2 separate regions of the Homo sapiens genome follow, and region 2 is linked to region 1. The links are chromatin loops, found by intact Hi-C in ENCODE. Cell type or tissue: natural killer cell. All regions are shown on one strand. Each heading gives the region's core, and the rest is flanking DNA. Links, peaks and the distances in the headings are about the cores only.

What was found. Hi-C counts contacts between places; a loop is a spot of excess contacts. Peaks named below come from ENCODE experiments on the same cell type or tissue, not always from the same donor. Only the 100,000 strongest peaks of a DNase experiment are listed, where the experiment ranks them.
Region 2: it touches region 1 in a loop (10-fold over the local background); 2 of 110 quality-filtered maps call a loop at or near these places.

The regions. Positions count from the first base shown.
Region 1 is chr3:100,314,335-100,319,721 of GRCh38, reverse strand. It overlaps TBC1D23 (TBC1 domain family member 23), which reads right to left. Exons shown (of 19, transcript NM_001199198.3): 16 at 3,535-3,623; 17 at 518-653. Among named protein-coding and RNA genes, the nearest start is that of NIT2, 18 kb to the left of the region's middle. RefSeq lists an enhancer at 2,891-3,070. In natural killer cell, for the core only: CTCF peaks have their summits at 2,793 and 2,994 (motif pointing left); a DNase peak (open chromatin) is centred at 2,981; H3K27ac peaks cover 356 bases.
Region 2 is chr3:101,379,723-101,385,109 of GRCh38, reverse strand. All of the region lies in intron 6 of SENP7 (SUMO specific peptidase 7), which reads left to right. Among named protein-coding and RNA genes, the nearest start is that of IMPG2, 62 kb to the right of the region's middle. In natural killer cell, for the core only: a CTCF peak has its summit at 3,066 (motif pointing right); DNase peaks (open chromatin) are centred at 3,079 and 4,959; H3K27ac peaks cover 685 bases.

The DNA.
Region 1 (5,387 bases), core at 170-5,169:
CCACGGTGGCTCACACCTGTAATCCCAGCACTTTGGGAGGCCGAGGTGGGCGGATCACCTGAGGTCCGGAGTTCGAGACCAGCCTGACCAACATAGAGAAACCCCGTCTCTACTAAAAATACAAAATTAGCCGGGGGTGGTGGCGCATGCCTGTAATCCCAGCTACTCTGGAGGCTGAGGCAGGAGAATCACTTGAACCTGGGAGGCAGAGGTTGCTGTGAGCAGAGATCGTGCCACTACACTCCAGCCTGGGCAACAAGAGCAAAACTCCGTCTCAAAAAGAAAAAAAAAGAATCATAAGGGTGTTCAATGTACTATTCCTTCAACATTTTTGTATAAAATTTTTCAAAATAAAAATTACATAATACTGTAAATTCAAGACCTGTAATACAAGTAGACAGAAGGGAATTATATCTTATTGTACTAGGATAAATAAAGGTTCTTCTGTAGTTCAGTTTTGTATTATTAACTTCCCCAAATTCAATTTTACTTCTTATGAAGACATTTTTAAAAGTACCTGGGAAACATGTGTCCACTTTCTTTTACTTCTTTACAAGGAAAATGATGTTTGACATCTGGTTTGTTTATCCAAGTCTGAATGTTTACAACCTCTTTTCTATCATCATCTGACATTGAAGAACTGTCAATTTCATCTATAAAAAATACAAAGTATTAAATATGGATATTACCAACTTTTAAAATGATACATTCCCTAACAGTCTAAAAAAATTTCAGTAGTATTTTGAAGATATGGATTGAAAAACAAACAGCCTGGGCACAGTGACTCACGCCTGCAATCACAGCACTTTGGGAGGCTGAGGCAGGCAGATCACCTGAGGGCAGGAGTTGGAGACCAGCCTGGGCAACATGGTGAAACCCCATCTCTACTAAAAAATACAAAAAATTAGCTGGGTGTGGTGGTGCACACCTGTAATCTCAAATACTCGGGAGGCTGAGGCATGAGAATCGCTTGAACCCAGGAGGTGGAGGTTGCAGTGAGCTGAGATTGCGCCACTGCACTCCAGCTTGGGCAACAGAATGAGACTGTCTCAAAAAAAAGAAAAAAAAAAAAAAAGAATAACGCAATCAATTCTAATCCTGCTACTCTATTTCCTTATGCCACTGATAATATAGAAATATTATTATCAAACATCACTTTCATATGGTAACAAAGTCAGGTTTAAATATTAAGAATACACTTTTAAAGATTAAACCATTTGGGGTATTTCAATTGTTTTGATATGCATAACTTAACTATGATCTGACTAGTCTGTAAAGAGATGGCTGAATTGTTAAACAATAGGCACCTATCTTGAGAGTAAAGATGGCAGATTTCGTTTTATCTTGCTGCTTTTTTGATTTTAAGGAAAATAATAAAATCAATCCTGAGATAAATAAGTAAAAATTTAAGGTTATTTTCCCTAAGAGAAATATAAAATAATTATATTTTCTAATTTAAGAAAGGGATAATACAGTCTCTAAGGTAAATAATTACAGGTTCTGTCCTTTGCTTTCTAACAAATACTGCAAAATATAGAGACATAATGAAAAAGGAAATCGCACGTTATCTACACCAGCTTAAACAAAAGTGAAACTCTCATGTATCTCCTCCTACTCACATTCTCCTCCCTTCCCCACCAAGAAATACTAATTATCTGAATTTGGTGTTATCAGTTCCATACATGTCTTTGCTTTAACATATATGCATATCCCTAAATAATATACAGTAGTATTCTATACTTAAATGTATATAAATGTATATATACACTTAAATGTATATAAATGTATATAAAAAGTAGACTACTCAACTGCATTCTTCCACAACTGCTACCCTACTCCCAACATCTGAAATTCATACATACTGATACACATAGTTTCAGTTTTCTCACTTTCATTATGGTCCAATTTTCCATATTGTAAATATGTGTGTGTAGATACATGATAAATGTAAATATGACACAATTTATTCATCCATTTGCCTCTCCCCTTTGTTAATGGAAGAAGTTGAGATATTCAGAGAGTTAACAGAAAGAGATGGCAACAGAGAGGGGAAAAAAGAAGAAAAGGAAACAAGCAGAAATATCACATTTACCTCTCTGCAAGTTTTCTGAAAAGTGATTTCATGTATCTATTAAAATGTCAAATGTGATTCCCTATAACCTAGCAATCTTACTTAGCAGTAAGATTTAAAATTTAAAATTCTTAGCAGAATTTACCCTCTGAATATACTGTCATCAGAAGCTAATCTACATATATATCTTTATATAAAGATCCAGTGTCATTTGAAACAAACAAAAAACCTGGAAAACCACCAGTGTCAACTGGAAGACTGACTAAATAAAGTATGGTATGTTTATATGATAGAAGGAGAATGAGGAGATACATGAGCTGAAATGGAAAATATGCAACATGTATTTATTACTAACTGGAAAAAGCAAGGTGAGATTTGGGAGTCTTTTTTTCTCATTCTGTACATTTATATATTTTTTCCCTAACTCAGTACACATATTAACCAATATTAGTTATGACTGCTTACCTAACTCAATACACATATTAACCAATATTAGTTATGATTGCTTAATTAGGATAAGCTGGACAGTAGAATTATAAACCAAAGACTAAATTTTTTTTTTTTTTTTTGAGACAGAGTCTTGCTGTGTCACCTAGGCTGGAATGTAGTAGCATGATCTTGGCTCACTGCACCTCCGCCTCCTGGGTTAAAGCGATTCTCTTGCCTCAGCTTCCCAATTAGCTGGGATTATGGGCATGCACTCCCATGCCCAGCTAATTTTTGTACTTTTAGTAGAGACACAGTTTCATCATGTTGGTCTTGAACTCCTGACCTCAAGTGATCCGCCCGCCTCAGCCTCCCAAAGTGCTGGGATTACAGCGTGAACCACCGCGCCCGGCCTAAATTATTTTTTTTAAAACATAACCACAGAGAAGATAAACTTCCCTGACACAGTATCACCATCTTGTGGCCCTTTAGGATATTGCCTCCAGTTTCAAGACTTCAGATGTCTCAATTTTGTAATTTTCAGTGCTTTAGTCCCACAACTCTCAATCTCCTAGGTGGCTGATCAAAGGAATTTCAATCTGATCAAAGGGATTTCAATCCCATCACTTGGATTTAAATACTATTTCCACACTGATAGCCTCCAAATTATCATCAGTTTAAACCTCTCTCCTTAGCTGAAGACACCTATAATCAACTGCCTCTACTCAACATTTCTGCTTGGATTCCTTTTTTTTAAAATTTTATTATTATTATACTTTAAGTTTTAGGGTACATGCGCACAACATGCAGGTTTGTTACATATGTATACATGTGCCATGTTGGTGCTTGGATTTCTAATACGTACAACAATTCAAGGTGTCTAAAACCAAACTCTTAATAGAAAGCCACAGATTCTCCAATTATTTCTACAGAATCTCATTTTTTTAAAAAAGCAGTTGATTGGCTATTCCCAGAATGACTGCTGTAATCACTCCTAATGACAGCAAAGCTGTCTGTAGCTAAGTGTATTACTACACCTGTGTCGTATTCTTCTTCATCCCCAATGCTGAAAACAGGCTTTACGCCACGGTAAGGCTTGCCCACTCTGTCACTGCTGCTCACATGCCTATATTCAAAGAATTTTAGGAGAGAAATAATCACTTAAGAAGTTATCAAAGATTTTTACCAAGCATCATTTGAATATTCACACAAAATGTAATTATTCCTTACCTGACCCCCCCAAAACCCCATGTACTACCCATAGTTTTAGGAGAGCTATGTTAAGGAAATTAAAAGAAGATAAAGAAATTATGTTAGCAAAAGTGGCATAAGGCCTTGGTAGGCTGAATGCTCTTAAATATGTAAAAATTAAATTTTAAACAATTTCAATATCCATATTAAAACCAATGCTTAGATCTGTTTGGCCTTGCGGAAGTTATTTAGCCTTTTGTGTTTCTGATTCCTCCTCTGTAAAATAGTGCTAACAATATCTACCTGTCAGGGTTATAGTAAGAACTAAATCAGTCAATTTTATTGTAAAACTATTAGGACAATGCCTGGTGCTACCTTCATGTCTGTTAGGTAAAATAAGTTACTAACACCAAATATTCAAATTCCAATATGATTGGTTAAGGCTTCTCATATAAGTGCAGGTGTCTTAAGGGTTATCTTCACATTTTTTTATTACTGTTACTTTTGTTTCAATAGAAATGAAGATTCTACTTTTGTTGTGTAAATATAAGCCATAAAAATGAATCTGCCTCGGCCGGGCGCGGTGGCTCACTCCTGTAATCCCAGCACTTTGGGAGGCCGAGGTAGGTGGATCACCTGAGGTCGGGAGTTCAAGACCAGCCTGACCAACGTGGAGAAACTCCGTCTCTACTAAAAATACAAAATTGGCTGGGCATGGTGGCGCATGCCTGTAATTCCAGCTACTCTGGAGGCTGAGGCGGGAGAACCACTTGAACCCGGGAGGCAGAGGTTGCGGTAAGCCAAGATAGCGCCATTGCACTCCATCCTGGACAACAAGAGTGAAACTCCATTTCAAAAAAAAAAAAAAAAAAAAAAAAAGAATCTGCCTCTTTTTCAAAAGGCAGAGGCATAAATAACATGTAAACTCAAACTTGATTAGGTCTATAGGAAGTGTGACCTTTCTTTGGAATATAAAAATTAATATCCTATTAATTTTCAGGTAATCCCAAATAAACTAACAGGTAAAATTAAAATGTGTCAATAAAATACTACATGTTTCTGAGGGGAAAAGCATTGTTTTACTTGTAGGATAAGGTTCAGCTAAAATTACCTACTACAAAGGAAGACTCTAGCTTTTTTGGGTGTGTGCATGTAACATGAAAACACTCAAAATCTTCTATTTTCAAGAGCTATTCCAATGTGAGAAAAAATCAAGTTACATGCCTTTAGTTATTAGTAGTAGTAGTAGTATTTTAGAGCCAGGGTCTCACTCCGTCACCCAGGCTAGAGTACAGTGGCGCAATCTTAGCTCACTGCAGCCTCGAATTCTTGGGCTGGAGCAATCCTTCTGCCTCAGCCTCCCATGTAGCTGGGACCACAGTGTGGGACCACGGGGGTGTGCCACTACGCCTGCCTAATTTTTTTATTTTTTCAGAGACAGGATCTTGCTATGCTGCACAGAATGGTCTTGAACTCTTGGACCCGTGATCCTCCCACCTCAGCCTCCCAGTGCTGAGATTACAGGTGTGAACCACCACACTTGGCCTTTACTTAGGTTTAGAATTCAAATTTCCCAGAAGATAGAGATCAAATCTATACTTTACACACTATCAATAAAAATTTTTTTTGTGCCGGTTACAGTGGCTCACGCTTGTAATCCCAGCACTTTGGGAGGCCGAAAGATCCGAGGTGGGCAGAT
Region 2 (5,387 bases), core at 72-5,071, 1.1 Mb before region 1:
TCAGTTTGAATCTGTTATACTCTAACAAGATTAGGTGTTACGATTAAACTTTTTTTGATAAGCCGTAGGCAAAAATATATAATTGTTTTCATTAAATTGTCTTCATTTCATTCGTCTTTTATTTTTTGTATTAGGCCATTCTTGCACTGCTATTAGTGAAATACCCAATACTGGGTAGTATGTAAGAAATGAGGTTTAATAGGCTCACAGTTCTACAGACTGTACAGGAAGCATAGCAGCATCTGCTTCTGGGGAGACCTCAGGAAGCTTACAATCGTGGTGATGTCACAGGATCCTTGTGGTGTTGCTTCGCCAGCTGGTGACCTCTTTGCCTGAGTTTTACTTGGGTCTGCTGGGCTTGTTCTGCCCACTTGGCCTGGCAGGCTGTGCTTGGCTCCCACTACTGGCCCGGATTCCATACCTGCCAACGGCGAGCCAGGTGCAGAGTGGCGAGGGGTGTGTGAGCGAGTGAGTGCTGGGTCTGGCCACTGTGCACAGCCAGGCATGTCGGCTGTGGTGGGACGGGCAGCTCCAGGTGCTGGCACGGGTGCTGGCTTCCCACAAGACTGCAGTTGGACCAGTCGTACTGCAAGTGGCTTCCACTGCTGGCACTGGGGATTGAGGTGGTGCCCAGAAGCTTGGAGACACCAGGAACTGCAGAGCCCCAAAGAGGGTGTCACAGCCCTGGCTAGGGGAACTCTTAGGTGGGCTCCCTTAAGGGCCACAGCTCTTCTTTCCTTCTGTCTTCTCTTCTTCTAGTCACCCGCAACGTGGCAAGAGTGTGTAGCACCCTTTTTAGCCCTGTTTGTATTATAGCTCTTCCAGTCCTGCCACTTGGCAAGTCCTGAATTCTTGTCCTGTGTTCAGGAAGAATTAGGTATGTGGACAACTGGAGGGTGAGTAAGGTAAAGTGGTGTTTTATTGAGTGACAGTACAGCTCTCAGGAGACCTGAAGTGGATAGCTCCTATTTGCAGGCAGGTGATCCTGTCGAGTATACAGCTCTCAGCTGAGAGGGGACCCACAGTGGGTAGCTTCTCTCTGCAGGCAGGTAGTCCTGATATCTGCCCAAGTCTGGCTGAGTCCAGGGGTTTTTATGGCCTTTGGAGGGTAGGAAGTGCACGCTTATTGGTCCATAGGCAGCCATGGCTCAGCCTGGAGAAAGCACCATAAGTTGTCACTCTGGTCCACGGAACTGGGAGCCTGGGCCCCAGACTTCAGGCTGTCCCAGGCCTGAAGGAGGGGCTTCACTGGGGACACTCCCCTTTCTGCCCAGGAACTGGTCTGCCTCCCACTGCCATCAACCTCCTATCCCCAGTGCCCAGGCAGTTCATGCTGAGGGGTGCCTGCAGGCCCACACTGAGCTGCCCTCAGCATCCCCTTCCCTCCTGTGCTCATTGGCCCCCAAAGTCCAGAGGGGGCTGAGGTGGCAGGGGGCTGGCGTGTACCCGAGCATGTGTACACCTGGCCAGGTTGTGACAGTGCCTCGCCTTGGCCTCAACTTTGCTCTAGAATTGGAGTGGGCACTGAGAGTGGAGAGGCTGGGCAGTGGGAGCAGACACTTCTGAGTGTGCGGGGGCATGGGGGCCTTCCTGGGCTCCTTAGAGTACAGGAATGCCCAGGTTTGCAGCTGTGGCTATGTGGCTGCAGCAGTGCTGGGGAAGGCAGGACTCCCGCCCCTCCAACTTGGAAGGAGGGTGGGGCTTCTGCCTGTTCCCAGCTCCCACCAGCTCTGTGGAATTTGCAGTCCCGGCTGTGCCTCCCCCACTGCAGCCGGCCTCTTTGCAGCAGCTGCTCCAGATGGGCTGCTGCTGCTGCCATCAGTGGAAAGCAAAGGGGGAGCAGGCACATCACATGGTGAAAGCAGGAGCAAGAGAAAGAGTGGGGAGGCTGCTACACACTCTTAACCAGATGTAGCAAGAACTCACTCACTTATCATGAAGACGGCACCAAGCCCTGAAGGATCTGCTCCCATGACCTAAACACCTCTCACCAGGCCTCACCTCTAGCATGGGGATATAGTTCACTATGAGATTTGGTCAGGGACAATTATCCAAACTTAATCATTTTTAGTGAATATGTTTTAAAAAATTTCTTATATGAGTTTCTGTTAGTATTTGTCCTTATTAGGGTGCTCATCTCTTATTCATTTTAAAAACTCTCATTAAAGGTATTGACTCTTTGTAATATGTATTGTAAATTGTTTTTCAAGTTTGCTATACTACACTTTCTTTATAGTATCTTTGATATAGAAGACTTTTAGTTTATTTTGCAAAATATGTTAGTGTTTAATTCCTGTGTTTTGGCTTATCCCTGGCAAGACCTCTTTAACCCCAAATATGGAGATAAGTCAGCCAGCTACTGTTCTCATTTGTACTGCTTTAGATGAGCTATCAATTCCTGAACAAGTCTGTAGATTACTTTCCTAATTGAAGTTCTGATTCTTTTTTTGCCCTTCCATTATAAATATTTATTAAGAACTCCCTTTTAGGTCAGACTGAGCAGAATGTTTTAGTATTTTTAAATTTTACTTCCCATTGGGATTTTTAGAAATACTTTATAACTGCTAATGTAAAGAAGTCTAATTTAATTTCCAAATAATATATACCGAATTGTATTAGAAAATAGGCTTGGGTGTGGTGACTCATACCTGTAATCTCAGTGCTTTGGGAGGCCAAGATAGGAGGATGGCTTGAGGTCAGGAGTTCAAGATCAGCCTGGGAAGCATAGCAAGACCCTGTCTCTACAAAAAACTTTTAAAAAAAGAATTAGTCAGGTGCAGTACTGTGTGCCTGTAGTCCTATCTACTAAGAAAGCTGAAGCTGGAAGGTTGCTTGAGCCCAGGAGTTAGAGGTTACAATGAGCGATGATCAAGCCACTGCACTCCAGCATGGGTGACAGAGTGAGACCCTGTACCTAAAAATAAAAAAAAGAAGAAAAATATTTCATAAAATTATGTTTTACAAAAGTAATAAAGGTTTTATTGTAGCTAGCCACTCAGCAGGGATTGGTAATTAGCCTTGAGTGAAAGGGATCAAATTGCTATTTTAAATTGCAAGACTCTAATATAGACTTCCAACAGAGGGAGCCCAAAGCTTTTAAATGGAAGTGGAGGAGGTTTCATTTTTATTAATGTATTCCAGCTCTGTCATAGTTTCCTATATTCATGTCAGTTGATTTTCTTTTTAAGCTTTCCTTTGGTAATTTGGTAATGACAATAATCCACATAAACACTAAAGAAGATACTCTATTTTGAGATCATTTTCCCCTGTTAACTTAAAATTTCTCTTCTATGTTTTATGTCATAAATTTTCTTCTGACTAGCAATTTGAAAAACACTGATACAAATAGTGCATATATCCTAAGTTCAACTCCTTTATGCTAGAAACATTAGTCAGTTTTGAATAAAATTACTAATAATGATACTCATTTGCACGGTTAACTCTTGAACATTTGCATTATATGGTTATCACTCTTTTCAAAATAATATTTCATTATTATCTATATGTAATTTATGTAAACATTTAAACTTTTTCCTAATTTGAACAATAATGCATATTTATATTAAGAGATATATAGAAAAGTATGAAATTGATATTACCCATAATCCATTCCTCAATAATAAGCATTGATAATATTTTGATATGCTTTCATCTAAATATTTTTCTGGATTAAATGATTATAATCATGAAAAATAGTGTTATTTTTATTCATTTCACACTATCCTCTTTTGATATTAATCTTTACTTTAGGCCTATGAGATAGATAGGAGAGCAGTTAATATTTCTATTTTATAAATGTGGAAACTTTTTGAGGTTCAAAGAGATTAAGTGGCAGAGGTAGAACTATAACACAGGTCTAATATATATGAGATGCATTTAAGTTAAAAAACATAATGTTAAAATAAACACCCAAATGTTCACCTTCTATTAAAAAATAGACTATTATCAGCATCACCGAAGCCTTCTGTGTTCCCCACTTTGCCCATTCTGTCCCATTCCCATGCATTCGCCTTAGAATTAACCACTTTTCTGAATTTTAAGTTTTATATAATTGTGAACTTTAGAAAAATGATTCAGGTTACTGAACAATATGTATTACATGGCATGCATTTTTTTTGCCTAACATTTTTGTGAGATTCATTCATGTTGATGCATAGAGCTAGAGATCATCCAGTTTTACTTATGTATTTATTGTATTAATATTAAAAATAGATCTACCTACTTTTTATTGATGGAGTTTGGATTGTATCCAGTTTTTTTTCTCTCATAAACAATGCTCCTTTGGACATTTTCATTTTATATGTGTTGCCAGTAAATAGTATGTATCTGGATACTTCTCTTTTTACATTCAGTCTACATTTATTTTTAACTATAAGGCATAGTCTGTTTATATTTTATACTACTATTTTTCTTTATGCTTTTTATTTGGTCTGCTTGACTTTTTTTCCTTTCTTGTATTTTTTTTTTTTTTAGAGATAGGTCTTGCTATGTTGCCCAGGCTGGAGTGCAGTGGCTATTTACAGGCATGATTATAGTGCACTACAGCCTTGAACTCCTGGCCTCAAGTCAGCCTTCGAAGTAGCACACTATAGGTGTGCACCACTGTGCCCCACCCATTCTTGTATTTTAAAAATTAGTTATGTTTTGTTTTGTGTGTGTGTGTGGGGGGGGGGGCGGTGGTTTGCTTTACGTTCTAGAAGATTTAGACTCTTTCTATTTTTAAATAGTTTTCTATAAATTATAATATACTTGATAGACCTATCAAAGTCCAAAGTTAATTAGTATCTGTGTTCTCATTTTGAATAATAGGGACTTTAATCTATTTTAAGTACATTCACATTATTGTACAACCATTACCACCATTCATTTTCAGAACTTTTTTCATTTTTACCAAACTGAAACTCTGTATCTATGAAACAGGAACTCCTCATTCCTCTCTCCCCCTAAACCCTGACAGCCACCATTCTACTTTCAGTTTCTATGATTTATTTCATGACCCTAAGTACCTTAAATAAGTGGAATCACAGTATTTGTCCTTTGCTAACTGACTTATCTCGCTTAGCATAGTGTCTTAAAAGTTCATCTATGTTGCAGCATGTGTCAGAATGTTCTTCCTTTTTAAGGCTGACTATATTCCATTTTATGTATCAACTAAATTTTGTTCTATTCATCTGTTGATAGATAGTGGTGTTGCTTCTACATTTTGGCTATTGTGTGTAATGCCATTATGAACATGGGTGTTCAGTGTGTGTTTGTATCTCTCCTTTAAGTTCTTTTGGGTATATATCCAGAAGTAGAAGTGCTGGATCATATGGCAATCTATTTTTAGCTTTTTGAGGAAACATCATACTATTATTCATAGTGGCTGCACCATGTTACATTGCCAC